Regions from separate parts of the Homo sapiens genome. Here region 2 is linked to region 1. Evidence: chromatin loops called from intact Hi-C (ENCODE). Cell type or tissue: endothelial cell of umbilical vein. All regions are shown on one strand.

Evidence for each region. Peaks named below come from ENCODE experiments on the same cell type or tissue, not always from the same donor. Only the 100,000 strongest peaks of a DNase experiment are listed, where the experiment ranks them.
Region 2: it touches region 1 in a loop (11-fold over the local background); 4 of 110 quality-filtered maps call a loop at or near these places.

The regions. Positions count from the first base shown.
Region 1 is chr7:135,277,284-135,285,283 of GRCh38, reverse strand. The region is part of intron 3 of LOC107984123 (a long non-coding RNA gene); the gene reads left to right. It also overlaps the pseudogene SLC23A4P. Among named protein-coding and RNA genes, the nearest start is that of STRA8, 47 kb to the right of the region's middle. In endothelial cell of umbilical vein, a CTCF peak has its summit at 3,609 (motif pointing left); a DNase peak (open chromatin) is centred at 3,593; H3K27ac peaks cover 440 bases.
Region 2 is chr7:135,618,225-135,626,224 of GRCh38, reverse strand. It overlaps NUP205 (nucleoporin 205), which reads right to left. Exons shown (of 43, transcript NM_015135.3): 28 at 7,622-7,813; 29 at 6,535-6,802; 30 at 6,337-6,435; 31 at 3,300-3,448; 32 at 870-1,061. Among named protein-coding and RNA genes, the nearest start is that of STMP1, 40 kb to the left of the region's middle. In endothelial cell of umbilical vein, a CTCF peak has its summit at 4,799 (motif pointing left); a DNase peak (open chromatin) is centred at 4,784.

The sequences.
Region 1 (8,000 bases):
CCCTCCTCCTTGCCCATCCAGCTCAGCCAAGTGTACTCTGGGCCCAGTTTTATCAAGACAATAACATTAAATGTGTTCCAGTTTGGTAGAATCAACTCTGATGCCATCGTCTCTCATCTAAGACTGAAGACATATCTAAAAATATTGCTAAGAAATAATTTTACTAGCAACTTATTTTAAAGGTAAAGGGCAAAAGTAGCATCATTTGGTACAGCAGTATTTCTGGTGGCTCCAGTTCTTTCTGCTACCATCTTTTCTCCCCCCACTGGGATGCCTGAGCCCATTCCCTTGCTCCTATTAAAGGAGGAGTATTGGATTCCTTCTCTGTTATCCTTCAAATACTGAGCAGCAAAAGTAACACCATTAAACCTACTTCATGTGTCCTTCCCAAGGTACCTTCAAATGACTTAATAAGTATATTGTAACTGGGTCCTCTCCACTGGGTTGGGTGCATCTTGAAAATACCAGATTTATCAGTACAACTCATAAATGCCTTCAGGGTTCCAACAAGTGAAATTAAATTAATTTGTATTATTCCTACTTTAGGGAACACAATCAAATCCCTAGTCCTGGAAAGATTTCCTTATCTCTCCATTTCTCAACCTATGCCTTAGACAATGCTCCGCTGTTGACTTGCTCTCGTGCTTCTCCTACCCTGGAAAGCCAGGCCTCTGTGTCTTTCTCACCATCATTTTGTTCCTTCAAGCACACATTGCAATTTTTTTCAAAACTGTGCTGCTTTGTAGAAGTGATGTGAAATATGAAGAGGTCATTTGAGATTGTATTTCTTGGTCTACTCTTGCCCCGTTCATGCTGTGAAAAGTGATCCTTGAGCTGTTGATGTGTAAGTTGATATCATGTTGGTGGGTGATCTGGGCTGCCAGTCTTTTTATAGTACTCTGGGTCAGATCTTTAGTTGCAGAATGGGCAAAGCTCAAACCAGAAACATTGTCAATACCAGTTTTTTAAGTCTTTAAATTTCCCTTGCTCTGCGATATGTCCAGGATAGGCAGCCTGCCAGCTCTGTGATGGGCCATAAACCCTCAAAATATATTCCCCCACCAAAGGCACATGAGCCCATTGCTGTTGGCAATCTGGACCGTCCTGGGTGACACAAGTGGCAACAGATGGAGGTGGGGATTATGTTGTTTGTGAGCGTGTGTGTGCATGGCTTGTGGCCCAAGGTGTCATCTTGTGGACTCTAGTGACTACATTCAAAGACATACTTCCCTCTTTTTAAGACTAAGGGGCATCAACATGAACAACCAGTCTCTAAAATTTAACCATGAAGTCCTGTCCCATGAAAGGGAAGAAATGTAAATAGCATTTTCTGTGATTCACTTGCCAGATCAGTTAGTTTATTAACTATGGCCCAGGAATCCATGGAATTACATATGGTATAATTGCTGGTAGGATTTGCATGTGCACAGTTACCACGTCATACACACCTTGGTCCTTTGGACCGACTTAGACTTGCCATACTTCTATCAGGGGCCTTCCGTTGGCTGGACAGAATGTTGCATTCTTCTAGTTCCAGCCTTTCCCAGTTAATTGAGTTCCACCTTCAGAAAGATGCCAACTAGTGCTTTTGAATTCAAAGATTTGTACAATGGGGCCCAAGTCTCTGTTGCTGGATTTAGATTATACTGTGAGGTTTGGCTGCCCTAGGGGATGGGGACTAAATCACTTGCTTGTGGATATTATGTATCTTTCCTGGGTAATTGTCTTTTTTTTTCCTGAATATGACTATTTCCCTGTAATCAACACATTTTGTTTATCAGGCCGTTCCTCATTAGAATGTCTTTCTGACATCACTCAAGACATGATTGACATCTCTGATTTACACTTATTTGCTTATTCATTAGTGGTCTAACCCCAAACAATGCCCAGTGGTGGACTGCTTGGTAATGGTCTTTCAAAGGCAGAGTGGTTGAGTAGCTGCCTTGGGCCACATCTGCACCAAAAGCCCCATGGCAGTGCTGGACACCTGTCTTTTGCAGGGTCAGTCCTCATTCAGCGTAGACTCCATCACCAACACTTCCCATAGCTCAGGAGCACTGTGCCTGTGAGGATGCAATAGACCAATCTGAGCCCTAACTTGTGAATTTCAGCTAGAACCTTCTGTTACTCTTCTCTACTTTCAACGACAGCCTTTTTGCATGTGCCTGTACTCTGACATATAGTCCAAAAGTACAGCCAGATGTAAGTAGACTCAATTGCCTCATCAAATTCCTGTCCTTCCTTTTTATCTCAGGGTGGACCCAGAGTTAACAAGGCATTTCAAGCTTTAAAGAACTGTTCCATGTAGCTCTAGACCAAGATATACCTAAGGCCTTCACCCGTCAAGCTGGTGGGGCCTGGAGTTTTGCCAGGTCGGTTGTCCAATCTCAGAGCGGTATGTGCTGCACTACCTTTTCCAAATCAAGAAGTTCTTCAGCGAAGTCTATTCATATCGTATCATCAATAGAATGAATCACAGCACACATGCAGTTTGTGGGTTTGTGGGGTTTCCTGTTTTTGTTGCTTTTTGCTGTCCCCCGGGGAGCCTATACTTGGCTTTGGTAAATCCAAATTAAAACTGGGCATCTGCTCTGCTAGATTCCAGGGCAGGGTTTCCCTACACTCAGCCCCGCTGAGAACTACGATTCCTTATGTAAGAATCTGTTGCCTTCCTACTTCCCAAGAAATAAGATCTGACAAGTTAATTCGTCTTTACTCCTAGTTAAGCCCTTCTGCTGCTCAAATCCTTCCTGTATTTTAATGCAATGTCTGCCTCTATCACTGCAATGGAACAACTGAAAAAACTTCAGTATGGCTGGGTGTGTTGGCTCATGCCTATAATTCCAGCACTTTGGGAGGCTGAGGCGGGCAGATCACCTGAGGTCAGCAGTTTGAGATCAGTCTGGCCAACATGATGAAACCCCATCTATATGAAAAATACAAAAATTAGCCGGGTGTGATGGTGCACGCCTGTAGTCCCAGCTACTCGGGAGGCTGAGACACGAGAATCTCTGGAACCTGAGAGGCAAAGGTTGCAGTGAGACGAGATTGTGCCATTGCCGTCCAGCCTGGGCAACAGAGCAAGACTCTGTCTAAAAATGCAAAAACAGAAAACTTCAGTGCATTTAGAAGCAGTTGCCTTGTGTTTTGAGGACGGTGGACAACAGTTATGGAAAGGAATGTTCCTGGGGGCCTGAACAGTATCAGTAGTGAGAGTGGATGTTTAGGGATTTGGGTCATGCCCTGCCAGCACTGAGGACTAGATTCCAAGTGACAGAGGCATTCTTATTTTCTTTAATACATTTGCTGTTTACTTTTGTGCTTGTGATATGTAGAATCCTCTAAAGCAGTTTGCAAAATATGGCTCTTGGACCAAATCCAGCCTGTGACCTCTTTTCCTTTAATGGCCCATGAACTAAGAATGCTTTTAAAGGTTGTTTTACAAAAAGATCGTGCATCAGAAACTACATGTGGCCTACAAATTCTAAAATATTTACTATCTGGCCTTTTACGGAAAAAGTTTGCCAATCGTTGCTCTGAAACAGAGGGCCCAGGTCTAAGGGAGCCATCTTCACCCACACTGCCCCCAAGTGTCCAACACAGTGTGTCACAAACCTGGGGTCTTAGCTGTGGTATTTTAGCTCCCTCTGCTGGGCCAATGTTTTTCACCAGTGCTGTAAACACGAGAAAGTTCTTGCTAATTGCAACTTCATCTTATTAATTGATGATTGATTGGTTTTATTCACCGAGTCAGCCTATTGGAAGGGAAGATAGATTCCTCATGTTTCACTAAGTTATACTGATCCACACACATCTCAAGGTTTGAAACCACTGACGGTCAGCCGACCAATTATACAGCACAATACTAGCCACAGATGAAAGTGACAGCAATATGGAACCAACAGGATTATCATTACTCATTGGGATGCAAGAAGTAGTGGAGAGGGAAAAGTGAAAGATGATTCTGTTTTGCGGGAATGGTGGTTGCAGAAAAAGTAGAAAACCGTGGGAAGAAACGGCAAATTCAGTTTTCAACACCTTAGACCAATTTAAACGTCATCCTCCAGTATCATGGTAGTTTGAGCTAACATAGAACCCACAAACATTACCAACACCTGAAAATGCTGGATGAACGGTTATTAAATCCAGAATCAAGTTCAAAACCAAGGAGGAAAACCTTACTTTCTAGAAACAAAGATGGGAATTATAGCCAGGATCATGTGGCTTATGATGGTTAGGTAAAGAATCAGACCCAGATATAGGACCGAAGGCTAGGAGCTTGGGTTGTAATGATCAACTGGGATCTGGAAGAGCACCCACTTCAGTGAGCGTGGGAAATAATAACGCTACCATTCCAGGGAATAAACAAGGAAACTTTTATTCTTCCTAGAGGTCTGTGGGAAGTGTTAGAATATGGAGTTGCATGAAAAATAAGGACTCCAACTCTACAACACGTGAACACATATGGGTGTGGTGGAAAGATTTGCAAGCTCAGAAATTAAAGCTAAAACTGGTCCTGCCAATAAAATACCTGTGGTTCTCACAGAAGAAAATGTACAATTATTCTTTAGGGATATTTCCACATTCTAAAGCACGTAAGACACAGGGAAGAAAAAGAATGCCCCTGAAGAAGAGTTCACAGACATAAATTTTGTCATTTCACACCAGGTAATAATGTATTATGAGAGAGAATCAGTAGAATCCAGAGCTAATAGAACAATTTAAAAGATAATAGTAAATCAATATGTTTAAAATAATTAAAGAGACTCAAGAAGCAATAGAAACCATAATCTAGAAGATAAAATGAAACAAGAACAAGGAAATTTGAACATAGAACCAAATAGAAGTTTAGTAATAAAAACAAATAAAGTCACTGCAATTAAAAAATGCATTTAATGAGTTAAACAGCATTTAGACACAGCTAAAGAGATATTCATGAATTGAAAGATTATCTAAGGAAATAATCCAGAATGCAGCACTGAGAGATAAAAAGATGGGAAATGTGAAATAGAGGATGAGAAATATGAAACAGAAGTTAAGAAATGTGAAGCTAGACTGAGAAGTCCAGCATGTTTCTAACAGGAATTCCTGAAAGTGATAATGAGAAAATGGAAAAGTGATAGTATTAGAAGTGATATAATGGCTAATACTATTTTGGAACAGATAAATATGAATATTCAGATTTTAAAAGCACATGTAGTCCCAAGTGTAATAAACAATTAAGTCTACAATTAGATATATCATAATGAAACTGCAATACAAATACAAAGAGAAAAATCTTAAAAGTAATAAGACAGAAAAAAATGCCTACAAAAGAATAGCAATTGGACAGTTAGCAGCCTTCTCACTAGCAACGGTAGAGGCTGGAAGACAATGGAATATTTTCAAAATGCTAAGAGAAAATATTATCATCCTAGAATTCTATCCCACTGTAGAACCCCACATCAGGCAACACTGATAGCAAAATAAAGACATTTTCAGGTAAACGAAGACTAAGAGTTTATCAGTCACAGACCCTTATTAAAATAATTATTAAAAGCTAAACTTCAGGAAAAAGGAAATGGAATCTCGAATGAAAGAGTGGTGGAAAAGAAGCTATAAGTGAGCAGAGGAACATATGGGTAGAAAACATAGGTGGGTTAGTCAGCTTGGGCTGCCACAACAAAATACTATAGCTGGGTGCAGTGCCTGTATATGTCTGTAGTCCCAGCTACTTCATAGGCTAAGGCCAGAAGATTGCTTGAGTCCAGGAGTTCGAGACCAGCCTGGGCAACATAGTGAGACCCTGTCTTTACAAAACAAAAACAAAAACCAACCATAGACTGGGTGGCTTGAACAACTGAAATTTATTTTTTCACAGTACTGGAGGCTGGAAGTCTGAGATCTGGATGCCAGCATGGTCAGCTTCTGAGGGGTGCTCCTTTCCTGGCTTGCAGATGGCCACCTTCTAGCTGTGTCCTCACAAAGACTTTCCTTGGTACATGCAGAGAGAGAGAGGAGAGAAGACAGAGAAAAATCTCTTCTCTTTATAAGGGTACTAAGCCCATCAAAGGGGCTTTTCCCTTATGTATTAGTCTGTTTTCATGCTGCTGATAAAGACATACCCAAGACTGGGTAATTTATCAAGAAAAAGAAGTTTAATGGACCAAACAGTTCCAGGTGGCTGGGGAAGCCTCACAATCATGGCGGAAGGTGAACGGCACGTCTTACATGGCAGCAGGCAAGAGAGAATGAGAGCTAAGTGAAAGGGGAAACCCCTTATAAAATCATCAGCTCTTGTGAGACTTATTTACTACCATGAGAACAGTATGGGGGAAACCACCCCCATGATTCGGTTCTCCCACTAGGTCCCTCCCACAACATGTGAGAATTATAGAAGCTATAATTCAAGATGAGATTTGGGTGGGGACACAGCCAAACCATATCACTTTATGACCTCATCTAAACCTAGTTTCTTCCCAAAGGCTCCATCTTCAAACACCATCATATGAATTTTGAGGGAACACAAACGTTTACTTCACAGTACTAGGTAAATCCAAATAAGCACTAATTGTAGGAAAATATAATAAAAACAATAATGAGCAATGGCAGTGGAAAAATAAACAAATATTTGACAACAATAGCAGAATGGTGGTAGAAGTTCAAGTTTTCTAAGGTCACTGTACTATTTGATGGGAGACTAGACATTTTATTTACCCATGGGCAGTGTTAAGTGAACAATTCACATTAAAAAGTTGTGAGCAACTTCTAAAAGAATAAAATAACAAGTCGAACATCCAAACAGTAAAATAAAATGGGGAAATAAAGCAAACTTAATCCAGCAGATAAGTTGGCAAATTGCAGCCCAGGAGCCAGATCTGGCCCATCACCTCCTTTAGAGCAGACAGCCCACGACCAAGCATGGTTTTACATTTTAAGTGGTTAAAAAAATCAAAAGAAGAACATTTCATGACACATCAGAATTATCTGAAATTCAAATGTCAGTGTCTATAAGTGAAGTTTTATTGGAACACAGCTACACTCATTTCTTCACATCTTGTCTGGAAAAGTTGTGACAGAGCCCGTATGGGCATAAAGCTGAAAATATTCACTTTTTTGGTCCTTTACAGAAAAAGTTTGCATAGCCGGGCGTGGTGACTCACGCCTGCAATCCCAGCACTTTGGGAGGCCCAGGCGGGCAGATCACGAGGTCAGGAGTTCAAGACCAGCCTGACCAACATAGTGAAACCCTGTCTCTACTAAAAATAAAAAAAAAAATTAGCCGGGCATGGTGGCGCGCACCTGTCATCCCAGTTATTCAGGGGGCTGAGGCAGGAGAATCGCTTGAACCCGGGAGGCGGAGGTTGCAGTGAGCTGAGATCGTGCCACTGCGCTTCATCCTGGGTGACAGAGTGAGATTCCGTCAAAACAAACAAACAAAACAAAACCAAACAAAACAAAGAAACCCAGAAAGTTTCCCGACCTCTGCAATAGAAACTAGGAAAACAGAAAAATGCTGCAGCAAGATGTTCAATACACGACCGAGTGTGCTAGTGTTGGGAGTCGCCAACATCATCATCATTGTGACTACAATCAATAATTAATTTTGAAGCCTATTTCCTGAAAAGCTTTGTTCAGCGAAAAAGTCCAACACGCAGTTGGAAATACAGACTGGAGGGAGGAGGGAAATCAGAGTTCTCCTTCTCTCAGTTCCTTTGGGGTCCAGCTTTGCCCCTGCACTGCCTAAGAACCGCCTAGGGGTCACCAGATTTCACCATGGGCTGCAGCATCCAGAACTGTCACGGTGGCCTGGGCCGCGCCTAGGGGCTGCAGCCTCCGGGACTGTTACGGTGGCCTGGGCCGCGCTGAGGCCCACAGTCCTGAGCACTTCTCCCCTTCGGCTGCAGGGTGCTATCATGGTCACTTCCTGTGTCCGGATGCTGGTGGGCTTCTCAGGCCTGACTGGCTTTCTCATGGGTTTCATCTGCTCCTTGGCCGTTGCTCCAACTAACTGCCTAGTG
Region 2 (8,000 bases), 340 kb before region 1:
AGAAAAATCATCAGTGCTGAAATCATGTCCAAGGGCCTCAGAGAAAAGTGCAACACTTTGATGGCAAATTTCTCATCCTTAGTTATCACTGAAGAGAAATCTGGGCTAGTGACAGGTTACATTATACCGCTTTCTTCCTAGGATTTTCATGAGGACTCAGTGTTCAACATATCTAAAGCGCCCACAGACAGTAGCTTGCATGATTCAAGTATTCGTTTACAGTGTGGGTCCTGTTATTATCATGTGGGCCCATGGAGGGCAAGGAATTTTGTCTGTTTTGCTAACAGCTGTGTCTCTAGTACCTAGTGCCATGCCTGCCGTTTTGCAGGTATTTAATAAATACCTGTTAAATAAATGAAGGAGGAAAAAGGAGTAAATGAAGAATCTAAAATTTCAGTGCTTCTATTATCGTAACATTTGTGATCCTTTTAACTAGGAGGAAAAAGAAATTAAAACAGATTTGCAGGCAAAGAAACAATGAATTATATACTATATTGAAAATGCTGTGTTTAGAATAGAACTAGCATATCTACATGGAAATTTTCAATAGGCAACTACTATAGTCTAAATTGTATTGTGAGAGGACAATTTTGCTCTGTCCTCACGGAGCACTGGCTGTCATATTGCCATCATGAGCAACCTGAGTGAGTGAGGGAAGCAGCAGTCCCATTATCCAGCTATCCCTTTGAGGATCATTTCACTCATCTTTTGCACACTAGGAAGATTCCAAAGTTTAAAACTCCTTAAAAAAGGATTCCAGCTTATGATAGAAATATTCAGAATGTATGCCACATTAATTTTCTTTAATACATCTATAGCCAAGAGAAAACGACTTCTTGATCTAACATCAAATGTCTAGAAAGCCTTACCATTTTAGATTCATAAGTATAAAGTGCTTTTAAAAGGGGAGGCTGTGGGGTGAGTAAGCTCTGCAAAGTACGGTCATCTTCTACCAAGCTGTCTACGAGGACCTTCAAGTAGCCACTGTTAGAAAGATACAAAAGCCACTGCTGCTGTTTATCCACGGAGACAATTCTATCAAGTAGAGCCAGGGCCAGCATCTGAAGGAAGAATAAATTAAAGTCCAAAACATGTAGATGCTACCAAAATCAACAACAGTAACTGAATTTATCTGACATCAGATATGAAATATGAAGAATGTTTTTCATAAAGAGAATGTTACTTGCAACAAAATTTCCTTTTTATTTTTTTTTGAGAAGTTAAAAACTATGGCTCCAGAACCTCAATTTATCAATAAAGGAAAGCTCTCAGGTAAAGATGTATTTCCAAAACAAAACCTAACACGTTAAACTAGTGGCATTAGATGTATTTTAGTAGACTCTAACATTGCTTGTTAGAGAAAAGAAATTTTTTTAACAGCTGTTTTTTCTCACTGTGAAGTTTTATAATGCTCATTACAGAAAACACAGAAAAATAATAACTAGGTTGGGCACAGTGGCTCACCCCTGTATCCCAACACTTAGGGAGGCAGAGGCAGGTGGAGCACTTGTCAGGAATCCGAGACAAGCCTGGCCATTAAAAAAATTAGGCCGGGAGCGGTGGCTCACGCCTGTAATCCCAGCATTTTGGGAGGCCAAGGCGGGTGGATCACGAGGTCAGGAGTTCAAGACCAACCTGGCCAGGATGGTGAAACTCCATCTCTACTACAAATACAAAAAAAATTAGCTGGGCGTGGTGGTGGGCACCTGTAATCTGAGCTACTCGGAAGGCTGAGGCAAAGAATCACTTGAACCTGGGAGGCAGAGGTTGCAGTGAGCCGAGATCGTGCCACTGCACTCCAGCCTGGGTGACAAAGCGAGACTCTGTCTCAAAAAAAATAAAAATAAAAATAAAAATTACCCCAGCATGGTGGTGCATGCCTGTAATCCCAGCTACTCGGGAGGCTGAGGCAGGAGAATTGCTTGAACCTGGGAGGCAGAGGTTGCAGTGAGCCGAGATCATGCCACTGCACTCTAGTCTGGGCAACAGAGCAAGACTCTGTCTCAATAAAAAGAAAAAAGAAAAAAAAAGTAATAACTACACAATCTGATAAATACAGTTCATCCATTTTGGTCTGTCTCCTACCAGTATTTTTTCTATGCATACAAATATTTTAAAATTTTTAAAACATAACTTAAAAGGTGGCCGGGTGTGGTGGCTCATGCCTGTAACCCCAGCACTTTGGGAGGCCGAGGCGGGAGGATCACGAGGTCAGGAGATCGAGACCATCCTGGCTAACATGGTGAAACCCCGTCTCTACTAAAACTACAAAAAATTAGCCAGGCGTAGTGGCGGGCGCCTGTAGTTCCAGCTACTTGGGAGGCTGAGGCAGGAGAATGGCGTGAACTCGGGAGGCGGAGCTTGCAGTGAGCCGAGATTGCGCCACTACACTCTAGCCGGGGCGACAGAGCGAGACTCCATCTCAAAAACAAACAAACAAACAAACAAAGAAACGTAACTAAAAGGTTATGCCAGTTTATTTTTTAAAATCCTATTTCCTATGGTCTTCAAAAACATGATTTAATTGCTACATAATTTTGCTACATAATTTTCCATTAAGAAGAAGTTATCTTCTCACTGCATCATTACCAGTGTGCCACCATACTGTACAAGAAATATAAATACAAATTCTCCACAAAGCAATTAGGCAGACAAAGATCTATTCAGTACAAGGCAATTTATTCAGCATTCTCTTAACCAAAGATCTTTATTAAGCAGCGTTTCTGTTGTTTCTACCAGTCAACCTCAAAATTAGCAAGAAGATAATTCTGAAAGGCAATTCTGAATTAAGATTCTAACAAAATTAAACACAACATATGAATAAATAAAACAGAAGTCTCAAATTATAGCAAATAAGAAAATACAGTATATTATAAAAAATGATTCTTAATATGTACCATACATTATTAAAAGTTGAATCAATTTATTTTATTTTATTTTTTGCAGCAGGGTCTCACTCTGCAGCCCAGGCTGGAGTGAAGTGCCTCGATCACAGCTCACCGCAAGCAACCTCTGCCTCCTGGGCTCATGCAATTTTCCCACCTCAGCCTCCCAAGTAACTGGGACTACAGGTGCATGCCACCATGGCTGGCTAATTTTTTGTATTTTTTGTAGAGACGGGGTTTCACCATGTTGCCCAGGCTAGTCTCAAACTCCTATACTCAAGAAATCCACCCACCTTGGCCTTCGAAAGCACTGAGATTACAGGCATGAGGCACCACACCCAGCCGTGAATCAGTTTATACCTTAATAAGTCAAAATACTTATTCAATTATAATACTAAATAAGAGTTGCTTTACCCTTCCAATCTCATGACCATCACAAGCATCTCGACAGACCACTTCCATGAGGGCGGCGCCATAACTTTCAATAATGGCTATGTTTTCTCGCTGTAATTTGCTAAATACATCTTCAGGGGCTGTCAGCCTTTCCCACATGGTTTTCTTGGCTAAAAGGATTAAAACAGAAAAAAACACTCCAGTAAAAAGCAGTGTAATAACTGAGTAATTATACCTCACATGCTAGGTATGAGCTAAGGAAGAAAAAAAAAAAACGCAACAAAAAAATCCTTCCATCACTGCTTGTACACAAAGGCCCACTGACCGGTGGGTCCAAGCAGGTTAACTCTAATAACACAATGCACCTATTTCATGCATGTTTCATAACACTAAGATAATAATTGTACCTGGAAAAGGATAAATCATTCTGAAAGAGATCAAAATGAATTACAAGACTCCATGAGAACCAACGTCCTGTATTTATCCTGCTCATCAGTCTTTTTTTTTTTCCTTCTTTTTTTTTTTGAGACAGAGCCTGGCTCTGTCTCCAGGCTGGAGTGCAGTGGCATGATCTTGGCTCACTGCAGCCTCCACCTCCCAGGTTCAAGCGATTCTCCTGCCTCAGCCTCCCCAGTAGCTGGGACTACAGGTGCATGCCACCATGCCCAGCTAATTTTTGTATTTTTAGTACAGATGGGGTTTCATCATGTTGGCCAGGATGGTCTTGATCTCCTGACCTCGTGATCTGCCTGCCTTGGCCTCCCAAAGTGCTGGGATTACAGGTGTGAGCCACCGTGCCCAGCCGCTAATCAATCTTTTATCTTTTATTGAGATCTTTTAAAATTGCCAGGCGTGGTGGCTCACACCTGTAATCCTAGCACTTTGGGAGGCCGAGGCGGTGGATCACTTGAGGACAGGAGTTCAAAACCAGCCTGGCCAACATGGTGAAACCCCGTCTCTACTAAAAATACAAAAAATTAGTGGGGCGTGGTGGTGCACACCTATAATCCCAGTTACTGGGGAGGCTGAGGCAGGAGAATCACTTGAACCCAGGAGGTGGAGGTTGCAGTGAGCTGAGATCGCACCGCTGTACTCCAGCTTGGGCTACAGAGTGAAGCTCTGTCTCAAAAAACAAAAGAAAAGAAAAGAAAATTTAGCTAGAAAGGATCAGGTACAATGTAGACAAAAATTTGCCTCCAAAAAAATCAGATATTTTTATTCTTTTTTTTAGTTGAAATACTTATTAAAAATAAAAGCACACCTATTATAAAAATAAAAGCACAACCATTATACAATGATTAGGAACAGTATGATCATACATTTTATGTAAGACCCACAAACATACTCTTATGTGAGACTCTTTAAAAATTTCACAAGTACATTAAATAAAGCAATAACTTGTATTGGAAACTAATCTCATTTTTTCCAACTGCTACATAGCAGCAGTTTTTAAATTGGCATCTTGATGACTTCTTATAAAAAGCCTATTGTAGAGCCCCACCTAGTGGTTAAGTGGTGACTTGGCCAATTCAACTAAATGGAATGTTAAGAAAAACACACACACAAAAGAAAAATGTGGGAGGTGCTGAGTGGAGAAATCCCATTACTATCTCTTTTCTTAAAAGAAGCTCATGTTTGCTTAAAAAACTTCTCTAAACTATTCTGTTATTTTTCCTCATCTTACAAATATTCTCATGCATTATTTATGTGGGTGCTACATGCCTATAAATCTACCATTTGGCTATTACTACCTTATAGGGTACTATGTATGGCATAAAATACAACCACCATAAGGATAATGAGATCAAGTCAACCTTACGTACACAGTGGTTTTTAACAGTGTATACAAAATAACACTCACAAAGGTGAAGAGCCCAAAGAAAATCCATTATCAGAAGGTGCTCTGACAACTTCTTAACAAATGGCAGAATAACTCTGAATAACTTGATTGAACATCAAATGTCTATAAAGTATATAAAGCATTATATACTGATGTGTTGAACACTTAATAACATTTTCATGTCTTAAGATTAGTTTCAATTAAAAATGCTAACTTTTTAGAAAGCAGCATTTAGCAATATTTTAAATGTGCCTAACTTTTGACCAAGAAATTCCACTTCTTGGAATTTATCCAAACAAAACCTCACTAGTACAAAAAGATACATGTATACTATTGATGAGTTTATACTGGAGAAGGTCATTCATTTGAATCTTTTTAAAATAAAAGTACATACTTTTACACATGGAAATTCCACCATTAAGCAGTATCCTTTTTGAGAAATATAGGCATATAAAAAAAGTTGATGTAGCATTTTTGTAATAAAAATTTAGAAACAATTGAAATGCCTGTGAATAAGGAAAATGGCAGATAAGTGTTTCATCCATATCATGGAATAACAAAGACTTTTGTGTTTCTTTTTGAGACAGAGTTTCACTCTTGTTGCCCAGGCTGGAGGGCAGTGGCGCAATCTGGGAAACCTCTGCCTCCTGGGTTCAAGCGATTCTCCTGCTTCAGCCTCCTGAGTAGCTGGGATTACAGATGCCTGCCACCATGGCTGCTAATTTTCTGATTTTTAGTAGAGATGGGGTTTCACCATATTGGCCAAGCTGGTCTCGAACTCCTGACCTCAGGTGATCCACAGGCCTCGGCCTCCCAAAGTGCTAGGATTACAGGCGTGAGCCACCATGCCAGGCCGAGATATTTTAAAAGAATCAACTAGATAAGTACTCTGATGTAGCACAAAGGAAAGAAAGACATTGGACCATTCTATGTAGAGCACACTGTTCAGTCGGACTTGAGGCAAGTGAGGGAGTTACAGAAGTATATAAAGCTAAAGTATTATTTGAAGGTTATCTTAAAAGTAGTACTCATGTACTACTTCATAATTCTTAAAAACTAAACATTCTTCCTCAACTTTTGAGTAAATGCTTTAAAAATGACACTAACACTCATTTTTTACAGTTGTGATTAGTCAAAAGATGGAGAAGTGATTTTTTTTTTCAATTTAAAGTAACCATCTCCCAATCCAGAAAAGATTAGGAATTGATCTCATTCTACCTGCTTCTAAGGTGTCTGGTTCATCAGGTCTCTGGGCAATCTGTAAGTAATAAAGCAGAGAGCCATACAAGTGAGTCCTCACTCGTTGGAATCCACCACCTAGGGAGATTAGGAAGATGTCAAATGAAAATCTTTTCTCAATTAAAGTTAAAACAAATACAAAAGATAGAATTTATAGACAATTTAAATGAAAAAAACCTGTCTTCAAAATGAAGTCTAACAGTTTCTTCAATATGATGTAAAGTGAAGAATCTCCAATAGAAGCAAAACCCACTAATGGGTTCTCTTCAGGAGGAGGTGAGGTGAAGCAACTATCAAGCATAAAAGCGTAATGGGCCTCTGCTGGTCCCAAGACTGATGTTTCCTTCTGTTCAGTGAGGACGGCCTGGCTTAGGTGAGCAGTCAGTGTGAACACTGCCCCGGCGACCACAGGCATTAACTCTTGCGCAGCTTCATCATCCAGTATCTTAAAGGACAAGGGCAAATTAGAGTGAGAATCCTGCTTTCAGCTATAATCATTAACAAATTTCATAGCTTTTTTTTTTTGAAGACAGGGTCTCGCTCTGTCACCGAGGCTGGAGTGCAGTAGCATAATCTCAGCTCACTTCAGCCTTGACCTCCTGGGCTCAGGAGGTCTTCCCACCTCAGCCTCCCGCAACTGTGACTACAGGTGCACACCATCATGCTCGTAGAGATGGAATCTCACTATGTTGCCCAGGTTGGTCTCAAACTCCTGGGCTCCAGTGATCCTCCCACCTTGGCCTCTCAAAGTTCTGGGATTGCAGGCATGAATCACTGCACACAGCCCATTAACAAGTTTTATATACATTTAGCTTGTCAACTATGGTAACAATATAAGAATGGAATACAGAAATTAGTCAAGAAAGAAAGAAAGAAAGAAAGGAATCTAATATATACAGAGAAATTTAAACATGATGCTAGGTAATGGGTGTTCTTAACCAGAAGGGATTCCTATCAGAATTCCCTAGGGAGGTTTTCTTTTTGAAATTCACATAAATGGTCTCACCACTACATTCAGTAGGTCTGGGGTGGGCTCTGTCCATGTGAATTTTTACAAAGCTCCCGAGATAACTCAGACACACACTCTGGTTGAGAGCCACTACTGTACAGAATTAATCCCTTTCTCAAGGAAAGTCTTAACGTTGGTATTGCACAATTCTATTTTACTCCCAATCGAAAATGGAAAACAATTAGGATGCCAAAATATATTTGTTTAAATGATACATTCGTTCAGCAGTATAAAGTATTTTAGGAAGTACGTCACCTTATCATGCACATCTTGTAAAATATCACGAATAATCAGTTGTCGATCCTCTGCCTGAATGAGGTCCTGGGGACAAGCTGTCAGTATAATTTCTACTAGTTGCCTCCACGACTCCAGAGCATGACGTTTTGCATGAAGACACTGCAGCAATTTATTTCTTCCTACCACATACTGAAGTACAGTGCTGATTTCCTAAAGCCACAGGAATTGAATCACAAGGTTAAACAGGCAAATAAGATCAGTTATCTGTCAGTTACTCAGAAAATATTTATTTGGAAACCTACTACATGCATGCCAGGAAGCAGGTATCTTTTCATATTATTTCAGTAGCCAGGGCTATAAAAAATATTAACATATAAGGTGTGTATGTGTGTGTATG